Regions from separate parts of the Homo sapiens genome. Here region 1 is linked to region 2. Evidence: chromatin loops called from intact Hi-C (ENCODE). Cell type or tissue: heart left ventricle. All regions are shown on one strand. Each heading gives the region's core, and the rest is flanking DNA. Links, peaks and the distances in the headings are about the cores only.

Region 1 (5,000 bases), core at 1-5,000, 140 kb before region 2:
TGGCTGCACTTTAGAATCTCCTGGAAAGCCTTAAAAAATAGGGATGTGGATTCCGCTCACAAAAACTGATTCACTTGGACTGGGATCCCTGCAACAGTGTTTATATGAAGAGGACTTGGGGCTAGATGAGAAGGACTCTAAGAGTCTCTGGAGAAGTTTCTAGTCTTTCCAGTTGTGCAATGACCAATCTCCCTCCTTGTTCCAGGCTGGCGGAGGAAAAAGGGATGTGTACTGCTTGCTTTTTTTTTCCTCTAGAATGTTACTACAGCTTAATATGTCACTTTTATTTACTTAATTTCTTCTAAAAGTCGGACCTTGCCAACTGAGGTCTAGCGATCTGGATTTCAAAGATGCTCAACCTTTGCATTCAACTACCCTGGGCCACTAATCAGCTGTCTTTGACTTTCCCCCTTCTCGTTTAATTACTTCTCTGTTGCCTGTTCAGCAGGTCCTCAGTTTCCTTTATGGCTCTGAGAGAGCAATGACCCGCAAGTGGGAATAAGGGAAATTTCCCCTTCTAAGCCCATGCAGCATCTCTCTTTTCAATCCTCCTTACCATTTCCACTCCCCGATCCATCCTTTCTCCTGCCCCTACTCCATTCTTTATGCTTCCTCTAGATGCATCTGCCACTGGGGCATAGAGCCCTGGAGGAGAGAGAAGGCACCCTGTCACTAAGCCTCTGGGGTAGAGATTGCATTTCATGAAGCTCTCACCATCCTCACCCATGTTTGGCAGACAACCAGGCCTGCAAAATGTTTCACCAACAAGCATTACAAAGAGAAAGAAAAAAATATTTGTTTGTTTAATATCAAGAGGAGTTTATGTCCAATCCCAGAGGGTCTGAGCAAGGAGGGACTGAGCTTAAATCAGAGGGCTTGGGCTTCCATATGCCCGCCAAATCATAATAATAACAATAATAACATACTAGCACTAATGCTTGTGCTACATTTGGAGCTTGAAATGATCAGCGACATTTCCCCTGATGAGGTTAAACAGCCTGGCTCGGGGGCTGCACATTTGCATAATAAAGATCAGAAGTCACTGCCTTCTACATCTCTCCCAGCACTGGCCGCCTGGTGTCCTTGATTCAGGGACACCACATCCTAATGTACTTCCATATGCGGCCCTGTGCAGTGATTCTAATCTTTGGCTTGCATGTGAAATGTCAGCTTCTTTTTTCGTCTGGGAGAACAACAAATTATATTTTTAAATGAGAAGGTGCCGCCTGTAATGGATAATATAATCTGAAAATGCAGAGGCAACATCTGTGACCCATGGTGCTAACCTAGCAAGCTCTAGTCTATTTTTCCTGCCTATCAGTTGATAGGAAAATATCACTTTCGATATAATAATTAATCATTAGTCAAAATGTATATCCCATTGGTTCCTTGCCTCTCAGACAACCATGCGTAGCTTGACAATAAATCAGGGAAATACAGTCTTTAATATCCAATAGAATGTATTTCCAGGCACCCTCTTTCCTATATAAAGCAACAAAACACTTTGCAGAAGACATCTATCATCAGGTGAGGGGGGACGATGCTCCCAAGATGCCATCTGAAGGAAGGAAATTGCAGAGCCCACAGAAAGGAAGGCAGTGAGTTCAAGATGGTGGCTGTAAACCAATGAGAAACATCTTCTTGCCGTGGTGAGCTCCTACCTGGGATAATGTCAGTCCCTCCCTCCCTTGCTGTCTCTCCTCCCTTTGGCCCACTGCTGGGGCCCTGTCACAGCCTGGCAGGTCATGCCCAGGCCTCACTCACTATGACTGACCAGTCTCCAGTGTCCTATCATCCTCCTCATTCCCAGGGTGGCTGTAAAGTGATCACTCCAGGCCATTTTTCTGCTTGATTCCTGGCTCTCTCTGGATCTGTTGAAATATTTACAATACCTAACATGATCCAAGAGAATAAATGAGCCGCCAAGTATGGTGGAAGGAAAAGCGGATTTGGAAGTCAGGGTGGGTCGAAGGAATCTGAGGACTCCCCTAGACTTGCTTGTTGTTGGACTGACCTCTCCGTGGCCTTGTTCTCCTCATCTGAAGAAGGCGTTGTTCATGGTTTTCAATCCCTGTTTGCTGGAGCCCTGAGTTTCTGAGGCAATGGGCAAAAGGGATGCTGGGAGAAGGAAACAGGAGGGGAAGATATCCCCAAACCTCCCCTAGAGCATTCAGTTTTTTTTTGGTTTACTGACTTGGTTTTAAAAACCACTGAGTCAGAAGACCTTTAAAGGCACTCCAATTTGTAAGCCCTGTAGTTCTCCATCTCAGTACTGCCCACTCCATCCCTGGGTGTGGAAATCATGTGGGAAATGCCACTTCAGCCTGGGGCCTATAGTCACATGCCTTGTTTCCTAGACCGGTGGCTCCCCAACAGGGGTGATTTTGCCCTCCAGGGGACCTTTGTCAATGTCTGGAGGCAATTTTGGTTTTACAACTGGGGAGGAGGGAGCCACTGGCACTGAGTAGAGGCCAGGGATGCTGCTAACCATCCGGCAAGGCAGAGGACAGCCCCCAAAATAAGCAATATCCAACCCCAGATGGTGACAGCACGGAGGTTGAGAAACCCTGCGCCACATGATGTAACCTGAAGAAAAGCTGTCATGCGGAGCTTCTGAGTTGGAAAGACTCCAGTCAGCCTTCCTTCTGCCCCAGCGCAGATCGAGAGGGAAGTCTATTCTCGGTTCCTCCCTGCCCAGAACTCCCTGGAGCCTTGGATCTGAGACATAAGAGCATTTCCTGCACTGAGGACAGTCACCCATAGAACTCTTTTTAATTCACCTCTAGGAGGGAAACTTACATTGCCTGATTCCCAAGTGTTCTGGAGCTACCCAAGGTGCCACGTATTCAACTTTAATCTACACTAAGAGCTGGTGATAGTAACACGGGTATTGAACTTTTCACTTACAAATGTAACACATACCTACTGATTACTTACTATGTACTAGGAATAGTGGACTCCAAGCTATGTACTAGGAATATAGCAGTGAACAAAACAAAGTCCTTGTCTTTATGAAGCATCTGTGTCTGGGGAAGGCAGAAAATAAACAAACACAGATAAATATATGACTCAAGTGGTTATAAGTGCTATCAATATTATTAAACAGTGTAGGAGGCTAGGTTGATTAGAGGTTGCAATGGTCAGGAGAAGGCTCTCTGCTGAGGCAGCTCTAGAAGAAAGCTCTGAAGGCTGGATGCCTGGGGGAACAGGGTTCCAGACAACAGGAGAGCAAGGGAGCTGCACAGAGCTTCCCGGAGAGCTCAGAGCAGCACAGTGAACACACAGGAAGAGGGCAATGTCAGAGGGCCAGCTCTCGCAGGACATAGCCCAATCAGATGTCCATATTTTATTCTGAGAGAGATGGAAAACCATTAGGGAATTCAGAGACAGCAACATGAACTGATTTATGTTTTGAAAGCAAAAAATCTCTGGAATACATCTGACAGGCTGTAGTTGTCCTGGTGGCCTCAATCGTCATGGGTAGAACAGGAGTCTCAAAACGCTCCCATTTTCTTTGTGAATTTAAAGAGCAGAATAAACAACCAAACCACTAGTCTTCCTTTTATCACTAATGTCTTCCTGATATGCTAAACCAGGAGCCAGAGATGACCACCCCTGGTTTTGCACCATGCCAGGGCAGATGGAGCAGAGTGCTCAGAATACTGTAAGCCTGGAGAAGTTCTCAAGTTTAATAAAACAAGTTAATGCAAATTAATTTCACTTGAATAAAAGAAGTTTCTTGCTACTTTTAGAAGAGGGATAGGCTGGAGTGAAATGAAATCAGAACACGCAGTCTGTGTCCCAGAAAGGCTAGGATCACTGATTAATACTGGAAGTCTGAAACAGGGAGAGGACATGGCCATCATCTGAAATTTATTCATAAATTGCCAGCCCTTCCCAGATAACTTGCAAATAAAGTGTGACCCATGTCTAAATATTTACTGGTTTGCTGACTTTTTTTTTTTTGCTAATTAATTTTTTTTTTTAAGGAAAACAAACAGCATAACAGCAAATTAATGCAGATAGCCTCAACAGTGGGACAGCAAGCCAAGCTACAGTAAAATGTTAAGTTGTACTTTACTAAAATTCTATCTATGGGAAAAAATCAATTGAAAATATCAAAAATAGTCTCTGAATATAAAAAGATTAAGGCTACCACTACCCATGGTGTGTAGTTATTAAATTAGCACTATAGATATAAAAGCATTAGTTTAAAATATAATAAGTTTTCAGCAATTATTTATCCATCATTTTCCCTCAAATATGTGTTTAGCCGCATACCTTCTTTCCTCCAAGAAGAGGTTGGCTGAGCAATTTTGTAGCTGTTCCTACAAAACACAAAAACTATTTTAAGATGTTGTATTTGAGTCCTTTCCCTTCTTTTTTTTTTTTTTTCTTTTTACTTTTAATGGCTTTATGCTTTAGTAAGAGCTTTCAGGTTAAGTTAACACTTCCTACTCATTCCCCTCTGGGGCTTCTGTGAAGCTTAGAGGACCTTCACGATCACTTATGTAGTTTGAGTATAGGCCCATGGACTCCAGCTGCCCTGGCCAAAAAAGAGTCTAGTCAGAATGCTGCAGCAAAAAATTATCTGATACGTGGTAGGAATTGTAGCCAGTGACTACCATGACAACTCGTGTGGCCTTCAAGTGACTGGGCCAGGGAAGTGAGGTGGGAAGTTTGCTTCAAGAGAAGTTGTCAGCCGGGTGCAGTGGCTCACGCCTGTAATCCCAGCACTTTGGGAGGCCCAGGTGGACGGATCACAAGGTTAAGAGATAGAGACCATCTTGACCAACATGATGAAAATCCGTCTCTACTAAAAATACAAAAATTAGCTAGACATGGTGGTGCGTGCCTGTAGTCCCAGCTACTCAGGAGGCTGAGGCAAGAGAATTGCTTGAACACAGGAGGCAGAGGTTGCAGTGAGCTGAGATTGCACCACTGCACTCCAGCCTGGTGACAGAGCAAGACTCCATCTCAGAAAAAAAAAAAAAAAAAAG
Region 2 (8,733 bases), core at 1,642-6,641:
TGGAGAAGGCAACCTCTGCACCCTTCACCCCACGTGTTGCCAGCAGGGTGTCCTGTGCAAGAGTCTTTTCAGGGTACATTTCATGATGACGTCTGACAGAGGCTTCAGTGAATCTCTGACTGCACGGGGAGCTCTAGTGGGCACTGTGGTCAGCACATGGATGAATGCAGGACTGCTGGTGTTCTGGAAGGACTTCTGGACTGACAGGCCTCTGATTGGTTCTGTATCCTGGTCTGAATCCTCACCTGAAGAAGCAGAGGCTTGCATTCCACTCATTCTGTGGTTTTCAAACTGTGCTTCTTGAGTTCTGGGAGAAGAGGGGAAACAGCTGAATTTTAGGGTCCAGGCCCTCACTCTGCTTCAATCAGAGCAGTTCCCCACATATATCCACTCTAGATATTGACTTTCTGAGTTGGACTTTGACCAAATAAAGGGTTCTTCTGCTGCTGGAGGAATAAGGGTGGGGGAAAAGTGGTGAGAAAGGAGGATTAAAAAACACGGGATAATTGTCATAAACTGGTAGGCTATAGCCATGTTTCATTAGTTCAAAATGGTGTTTTAAATTTTTTATAATTTGAAACCAAGGTTTAAAAACTAGATTTCACATCTAAAATTAGAAAAGAAACCAAAAACCAAAAAACAACCGTGTCTCTCTGACTTCTCTTAAAAAGTCAGAAAATCTGGCCACATTCATCTCATAATCCCTCACACTGGCCCTTTGCTTGTGCTGAGAAGCAGTCACTCCCTTCAGGAGGACATGTACCCTCAGTGCACCCTCTCATGACAACCCCTTCTTGCACACCACCCGGACTCCCCCATTCATGCACATTTCCTGCCTTGGCTCTTGTAGGCATTTGGATTCAAGACCCTGAGGCTAGACAATTGCAAAGGCCCTTGCCTGTTCCCATAGCCTACTGGATTTCTGTTACATGCATGGCAATTAATACTAAAAATAAAGCTACAATCCTTCCCTCAAAGTCACCCTAAGTTATGAACATCTTAGTCACAAAAATCCTGCTCATGTTAAGTGCTGGGGTCAGGAGCTGATTTTCTCATGAACAAAGTACGTGAAGCCCCCAGCCATACAAACAGGTTTTCCTTCCAAGGAGTGCCATGTGGAGCTGCAGGGGAACCGCTGGAGTTATTCTCCAAATCTTTTTCTTCTTCTTGTTCCTTCCCCACTTCTGCCTGCAGGGTAAAATTGTACTTTTTGGCCCCCTTGAAGTAGTCCTGGACAGGGAGTTTGAGCAAAACTAACATGAGTCATTTCTGGACATTAGTATTTTATATGATCTGAAACCCTGGGCTCACACTTCCCTCTAGAACAGAGACTGGCAAAGTTCAAGATGGTGGCTGTACCATCAGAAATCCTACTCCTAAGTGACTGATGAACAGAGATCTTTGCTAACTCATAATAGACATCTATTGTGAGCAAGAAGTAAAACTGTGCTGTTTGAAGCCATTGAGGCTTAGAGTTATTTGTTACTACAGCATAATTTAGTCTATCCTGACTACTTAGGTGTTCTGACTGAAAAATACCATTTTCAAGCCCCCAGACTCCATTTTATACTAGCCAAACTTGCCTCTTCTTTCTTTGAAGTCTCTTTCCTTAAATCTAAGCATAATTTTAGAATATTGTTAAGCATTACCTGCCATCATTTTCTCATCTCTTGGCATTGCTCTACACTTGAACTTTACCACCATTTCTCCCGTTATATAATAGATTGGAGGTCACATGTGTTTCCTACTTTGAATAATTCATCTCCACAGAATCTCAGTATTTCAGTTAGAACATTTATTTCTTTCATTTTAATATTTTATTATTTTTGTCCTAAATGTATGACCTTAACTGGTTGCCATGCATTTCATTTCTTCTTGCCTTAAATATTTTAAAAGTTTCAAAGCACAAGTATTACTCATAGAGGGCATAACAAAAAATGCTTGGCTTTAGTTCTGTGTTATTTAATTATAACTGTGTGTCACTCAAGGGATTATTTTTCTTATCTTGATTTCTTTCTGCTTTGGCTCTAGTCTTTGTCTTCCTTGGAATATTTTAATCCCTGGCATTCGGCCAGAGTTTCTGTTGCTGGAGGGTGGACTGCACAGCAGTAGGACCTCTGGGCCTCTCTCGACATTAGGGTACCAAGTCTTTTAAAAGTCCCAGAGTTGGTGTTTTTGCACAGTCATGAAGCAAAGGCTGAGGAAAATTTAAAAATTGAGAGTCATGTTTCTTTCATCTGTTACTACTGCACAGAGTATTAGAATAGGTCATTTTTTAATGATAAGAACTAACATATATTCTATATTCCATCACATATGACCAGTAATAGTTTAAGGGCTTTATGTGAATTACCACCACAACTCACGGGAGAGATCCTATTAGTTCCTCATCTCACAGAGAAGACAGCTGAGGGGGTAATTTATCAGTTACTCAGTTCATCTAACCCTTTGGAGGCAGGGAGGGCCCAGCTATAAGGGGCCATCAGGGGGGCATATAGATACAGAAGGTGAGTTGTGGAGGCGGGAAGGCCTCACTCATCTCCACATTCACTCATTTCATTGTTCAAGAGTTGCTTTTCCACTCTGCCGGGGTGAGTGTGGGGTGGCAAATCTGCCGCTCTCCAGCTAGGTGACCTGTTGTCAGCTTTAAATGACTGCACTAAAGAAAAGTTAAAATTACCAACATCATATTTCTCATGATGGCCTTTCCCCCTAAATTCAAACATGCTCGCTGGGTTCAAGACTCAGCCCCTTCAGGGTTTTCCCAAAGGATATACTCACATTAAGCCTATCATGTGTTGGGAATCACGTGTGTAGATCTGACTGGCCCCAGGAGGGGTCCCTTTCTACCCTCTCACCAGCATTTCATTCTCTCTGTCTAGCACCTTCCCGAAGCACCCCCAGCTCCCACCCCCAATCCCTTGTCACCATGGGGAGGCACTGGGATGTGTGGTCCACTTCTTTCTCAGGGTGTAGCCTAATTTTTTGTAAGTGTCTCATGGGCTTAGCAAAACCCTCCTCAGATGGGATTCTCATACCAGCTGCAACAGAAATAACATTTTCTCTGTATCATTATACTCAGGAACTGACTTTTTAACTGAATTATCACCTGAACCTTGACTTTAGAGGCAATACCTAAGAATTATACACATTTGCCCTTAGTTAATTTTAAGAAGATGCCTGAAATAGGAATCCTATAACTCAAACTTAAAGTCTAATAATCTAAAGATAATGAAAAATCATTAATGAAGTATCAGTGACTCAGTTGAGGTCAACTTTGTAGAGACTGAAGATTACAACACTAAAACCAGTGGGGATTCCAAGGTCCAGATTACTGAAATGTTATACCTTTGAACGCCAAGTATCCTGAGTTACCACACAATAAGACAGACGTTCCTCTCTACACACCACAGACATCTCTTACTATTTAAGGCTCCAACTTACAAGGAAAGAATCAGTAGTTAATTTCCTGAAGCCAAGGAATAATTTCCTTTTAAGTTCCTTTATATTTCCTCTTCATTTCTTAACCTTGTAAATCTCTTATCTCCATTTCTTCTTTATTCCAAGGCTGTTAGAGTGTTTCCTTTTCCCACCATTTCTATACTATTATATTATATATCCCACCATTTCTAATGCTAGAGCCATAGCAGCTGACTTCCTTTATCTCCATCTAAGTCCCCATCAAAAGCCATTCATCTACAGGTCAAGTGCAATCTGTTCCTTCGTGATGTTATGGCTTGGTAGGAATCTAGCTATAGCTCTGTGTAGTACAATAAATGGATCGCAGCACAGCCATCCAGTCATTCTTGCTCTCTGCTGGCTGGTTTAAAAATTGACAAGGCTGTACTGATTGAGGAGATTGAAGGCAATGAACTGAATCAACTAGTTTTACTGCACTATAATGTGAGTCAAATGTCTGAATGTGGCCTGCACCTTCTCTTCTTTTTTTATAACCTTCCTTAACATCTGTATATAAAACCAACTTCTTTCTTTGCTTCATGCCTCTCTCCTCACTATTTCCAAAAAAAAGTTCTACCAAATCCCAAACACAATTTTTTATATAATAGTGTGGATCCCTTAAAACATGCCCTTTAGAAAGTGAAAATACTAATCCAAAATAAGACTTGAAAACATATAATTTCAACTTAGTCTTGTTTTTGTGAACTAGACAGTAAAACATCAGGTATGCTATCAGAACCTCAGATATAAATAAAGATATCAAGCTATAGTATTTTAATGCTCTATTTTTGCAGTATTTAGCTCACAATTTCATTTTACCGATGCTAGCCTTAACTTTGAAAAGATGACCTCGGACCACAGTTTCTCTGTCACCATTTAGTGATCCCAGTCAGCTACTGAATCTTAGCTTGGTTTGTGTTCAGTTATCTTCCCGTAAGTCTACTATTCCTCCTGGTCATTTGTTCTCAAGGTCTCTCATACTTGCCACACCAGCTGTTTGTGGGTTAAAAACCCTGGTGAACATAGGCACACTATTTTTGGCTCACATAACTACCTATGCTTGTGCAAAATGTTCATATGAAAATAACCCAATTTTAGAATAGTGTTTAAAATCACCTTTAACAAGCAACCAAGCTTAATTGCTCTACAGCGCCATCTAGTGACACTGAATTTGCATCCCAATCCATCATAAACCCATTGGAGACTGTTTCCTGAAGTTTTTTGGGCCCTAAATGGACAGATCTTCTACATTCTCACAAGTTCCCATTATGCTTAATAAATAGAGTATATCTGACTATAGTCAATGGAAGCAGATTTTTTTCTACTACCAAAGGGTACAATACCTTTTCTTATTTCAAAAATGTATTAAAATTCTTCATTCTTGCTGATCTTTTTCTCTCAAGTTGGATAAATTTCTGCCAGAAATCTAAGAAATTTCTTGGTTTTCATGTCAGATCATATGTATCACTTATGAGTACTAACTGTGTACCAGGTGCTGACTTAAGCACTTTAACATCTATTAACTGAATTGATTTTCACAATGGCCTATCAAAATTGTTGCTCTTAGTACACACATTTTGCATTTGTGCAACAAGGGACAAAGATGCCTCAAGTTACACTGCTAGTAAATACTCTCTGGATAAGTATTCCTTTTACTTTATTAATTCCCCTTTGCAAATCTTATTTCTGGGTAATAAAAAAGGCTGTTCCTAAGTTTTTTAGTAATTCATGAAATCAAACACTATTGGCCTAAAAAGTTAAATGCATCTTGTCTCTCTGAGGTCATGTTGGAGAGAATTAGAGCTCTCTATAGCCATGATGGAGGCTATCATGAGAGATATTTTGTAACTTTGAATGAAGGTCATCTCCAGCCTCGAAGAGTTAGCCACCTGCAGCTGTAGGTGTACCCAAAATTGTAATACACAGCTGAAGACAAAAGGAAACTTTCAAGATTCACCAAAGCAGTAAGGTTTATAATGTGAGGGAGACAGGCCATGAAAGTGATTTTAAAAATCTAAGAAAATTAAAATCATGTTGATTGTATAATACCCTGCCCAAACAGCAATAAGTTGGTTGTAGCAGAACTTGGAAAACAGGACAAGAATTTATGTTTATCCAGAACTACCCAAGGGTTATGGGTCTAGAACCCATAGACGTTTTCCTTAAACAAAGAAGTATGCTCTGTTTTTGGACAAGGAGATTCATTACATTTTCCCTGGCTTGAATGATATGTTTTTCAAGACTGTCTACCTTTCTTTGAATGAATGTCATGCTGACTTAGCAACTGTGCCAGTTACCAATTTCTTGCCTCTCAACTTCAAATCCATCCCTTATTACCTACTCTGTGAGGATGGAGCTGGACCCTGTAAATATTTCTCCTTTGGTATCTGGCATGATGCTCTGTTTGTCAGTGGAGGGTGCAAGAAAGACAGAAGAGGAGGAAGGGGTATATCTTTCTGATTCTGGTCTGTTCTCTTCTCTAGGTTCCTTCTACGTGTGGGGCTTCTCCACTGCCAGGTTCCTGCAGCAAGTAGCAGTCACCAGCACCCAGTGGCCAGCAGCTTCCTCCACCACCTCCTGCTTGACACTGGAGTAAATTCCAAAACATGGCACCACCCTGTGAATAGCTTCCTTGACACCCAAGAAGGTGGGTTTCCAGCAAGTTCTACTGGTGAGGCATTTCAGTGGCTTGTCAGCCATCCTTGAGCCACAGCTGCACTCTCTGCAATAAGATCTGTTTCTTGCTGAGGGCTTTTATCTCAGCCCTAGGAGTAATCTTATATCTGCTATCCTTGTATTCTGTAGAGTAATTTATATTTCTTACTAGTCAATCCATTATTATCCGAATTCTCTATTATAGTTAATAATTCTTTATATTAAACATTCCCTGTTTGAATTACTGTGTGGTTTTTCTCTCCTTTTTGATTGATTTTTCTCTTTTGATTGATTTTTCTCTTTTTTATAGTAAAAATTCCCTGTTTGAAATACTATGTGGGTTTTCTCTGTCACAGTGCTGTTTCATCACGGCTGATAGAGCAGGTATCTTTGTGAAATTCACTCAACTTCCCAAAAACCAAGATTCTTTAAAAAAGAAGTCCCTGAATATGGGGTATAAGTAATCTGTTCATAGTAATATTTACCACTATAACTACGGAATTGGCATACCAGTTTTTACATCAATCCTTTGTAAGTTTAGTTATTTGCTGTTATCTCTCAGCCCAGTCAAATTTGGATGTGCAAACAGAACCAATTCTAGACCTGAAAATCTGAGTACAGACTTGGGACAGGACACTACCATTGAGCTAGACCTCTGTTGGCAGCCATCTGGCTTCTCTAACACCTCTGCTTTACCTCTTGAAATTGCTACGCTTAATGCTACTTTGCTACATTAGGAAAGATATAAATGTACCCAAATGGAAAATATTAGTGATCCAAGAAAGAGCCTTATCTTCTGGTTCATTTTCTTTGTGGTCAGCAGAAGAGGTTAGGATAATATGGTGGTTACTGACAATGAACTTGACCTACTAATAGGTCACAAGCCAGTAGCCATCAATGTGCCATGAAAACAAGTCTTGGGCCTCACTGGACGCTTACAATTTCATTTGATGGACTAGAATTACTCTTCTGCACAAGGTAGAAATATAATCTTAATATTCAACTCCCCAAAGCTTACCAAATTTGGATCACAAAGAGCAAGAAATTAGATGTTGGTCAAAAAGACATTTCTACTTTGAATTTGCAGTATAAAGTTGTTTTTAATCTGCTGTTGCTAGTTTCAAATGAAAGAGTCGAAAATAGACCTTGTCCATATTAGGTCAAGAACTTGATCTCCAAACCACTTTTTTAAACAACTGCCCAGCCTTGCTTACATCAAAGGCACTCTATGCAGATCCAAAGAAAAGCATTTAGAATAGTGTATATTGCTTTACAATAATTATAGAATTTATTCACACAGAGATACAATGATAAAAGAAAGCACTTGTCCATGGAAAGGGATGATTTCTTTCTGCTCCTCTTTCTTGTATATCACCCATCATTGCTAATAAAATCACAGACCTTTAAAACGAAAAAGAACTCATGAACCTACCCTTGATTTCACACATAAATAGAAGGACCTTTAGGTGTTTACCCACCTTACACTTTTAACCAAAGCAATGAAATGCAGAATGCTCTTCAAAACTGTGCAGTACTTATTTTTCTCCTATACATGGTTAGTAAGCTCATTCTCAAACCTGTGAAAACTGCATAAACTGTGCTCCTCTTGTGTGTTCACTAATGGAAAGTGGGATGTTTAATTAAGTACATATGTTCATCCTAATTAGCATTGCTGTTTCTTACCTTTTTAAATACAGGAAACTGCACAACATATATATTGATTTATGTTTTAAATGAGATTTGACTGTTTATTATGTCTATTTGTTACTCAGTTTTAATCTTTTAGGGAACTTCTGCAGATCGATAACCTTATTTATTACATGTTGGTCCTTGTTAGTTTCATTCCCTTTATTTCCATGTTATTGAGAGGTATCCCACTGAAAAATCCTATGTATTATCTATACTATGGACTTTGATTCTCCAAAATCCATCACTTACTTGTGTAGTTAAATGAGAATGGGCTTCACTCATAAAGTTAGATTGTGGGAAATTTCAGAGACTAGGAACTCTTCTGTGCAACTACGGCCTTTTCTGTTCTTTACTTTGATACCTCCTTTCAGGGCCATTGCATGCATACATAGTTGTCCATGTAAATCGTGCTTTCTGGAGTTGTGCAGTGCACAACCTGCATAGCAGTCCTTGGTTATTTAGACTCTTTTCTGCCTGCTCTCTACATATCTTTCTCCTCTCCTCCTTAGTTATAAGAAGCTCTGAGCTTCAGTCTAGAGACAGCATAAAATTGAAAGCAACCAATTTGATCAGCTTGATTTTCAGTTAGCATTTTGTCCCCAAAGTAGCGGAGACTTTTTTATTTTTTATTTTTATTTTATCATTATTATTTTATTTATTTATTTATTTACTTTTTGAGACAGAGTTTCTCTCTTGTTGCCCAGGCTGGAGTGCAATGGAGCAATTTTGACTCACCGCAACCTCTGCCTCCCTAGAGGCAGATTCCCCTGCCTCAGCCTCCTGAGTAGCTGGGATTACAGGCATGCGCTACCATACCTGGCTAATTTTATATTTTTAGTAGAGACGGGGTTTCTCCAATGTTGGTCAGGCTGGTCTTGAGCTCCCGACCTCAGGTGATCCGCCTTCCTTGGCCTCCCAAAGTGCTGGGAT

Evidence for each region. A loop is a pair of places that touch in the nucleus more often than their neighbours do. Peaks named below come from ENCODE experiments on the same cell type or tissue, not always from the same donor. Only the 100,000 strongest peaks of a DNase experiment are listed, where the experiment ranks them.
Region 1: it touches region 2 in a loop (2.2-fold over the local background); 18 of 110 quality-filtered maps call a loop at or near these places.

The regions. Positions count from the first base shown.
Region 1 is chr4:146,233,402-146,238,401 of GRCh38, reverse strand. No RefSeq gene overlaps it. Among named protein-coding and RNA genes, the nearest start is that of REELD1, 21 kb to the right of the region's middle. In heart left ventricle, for the core only: no CTCF peak of the experiment used is centred there; a DNase peak (open chromatin) is centred at 2,461.
Region 2 is chr4:146,091,178-146,099,910 of GRCh38, reverse strand. No RefSeq gene overlaps it. Among named protein-coding and RNA genes, the nearest start is that of LINC01095, 26 kb to the left of the region's middle. RefSeq lists an enhancer at 19-258. In heart left ventricle, for the core only: a CTCF peak has its summit at 4,623 (motif pointing left); no DNase peak of the experiment used is centred there.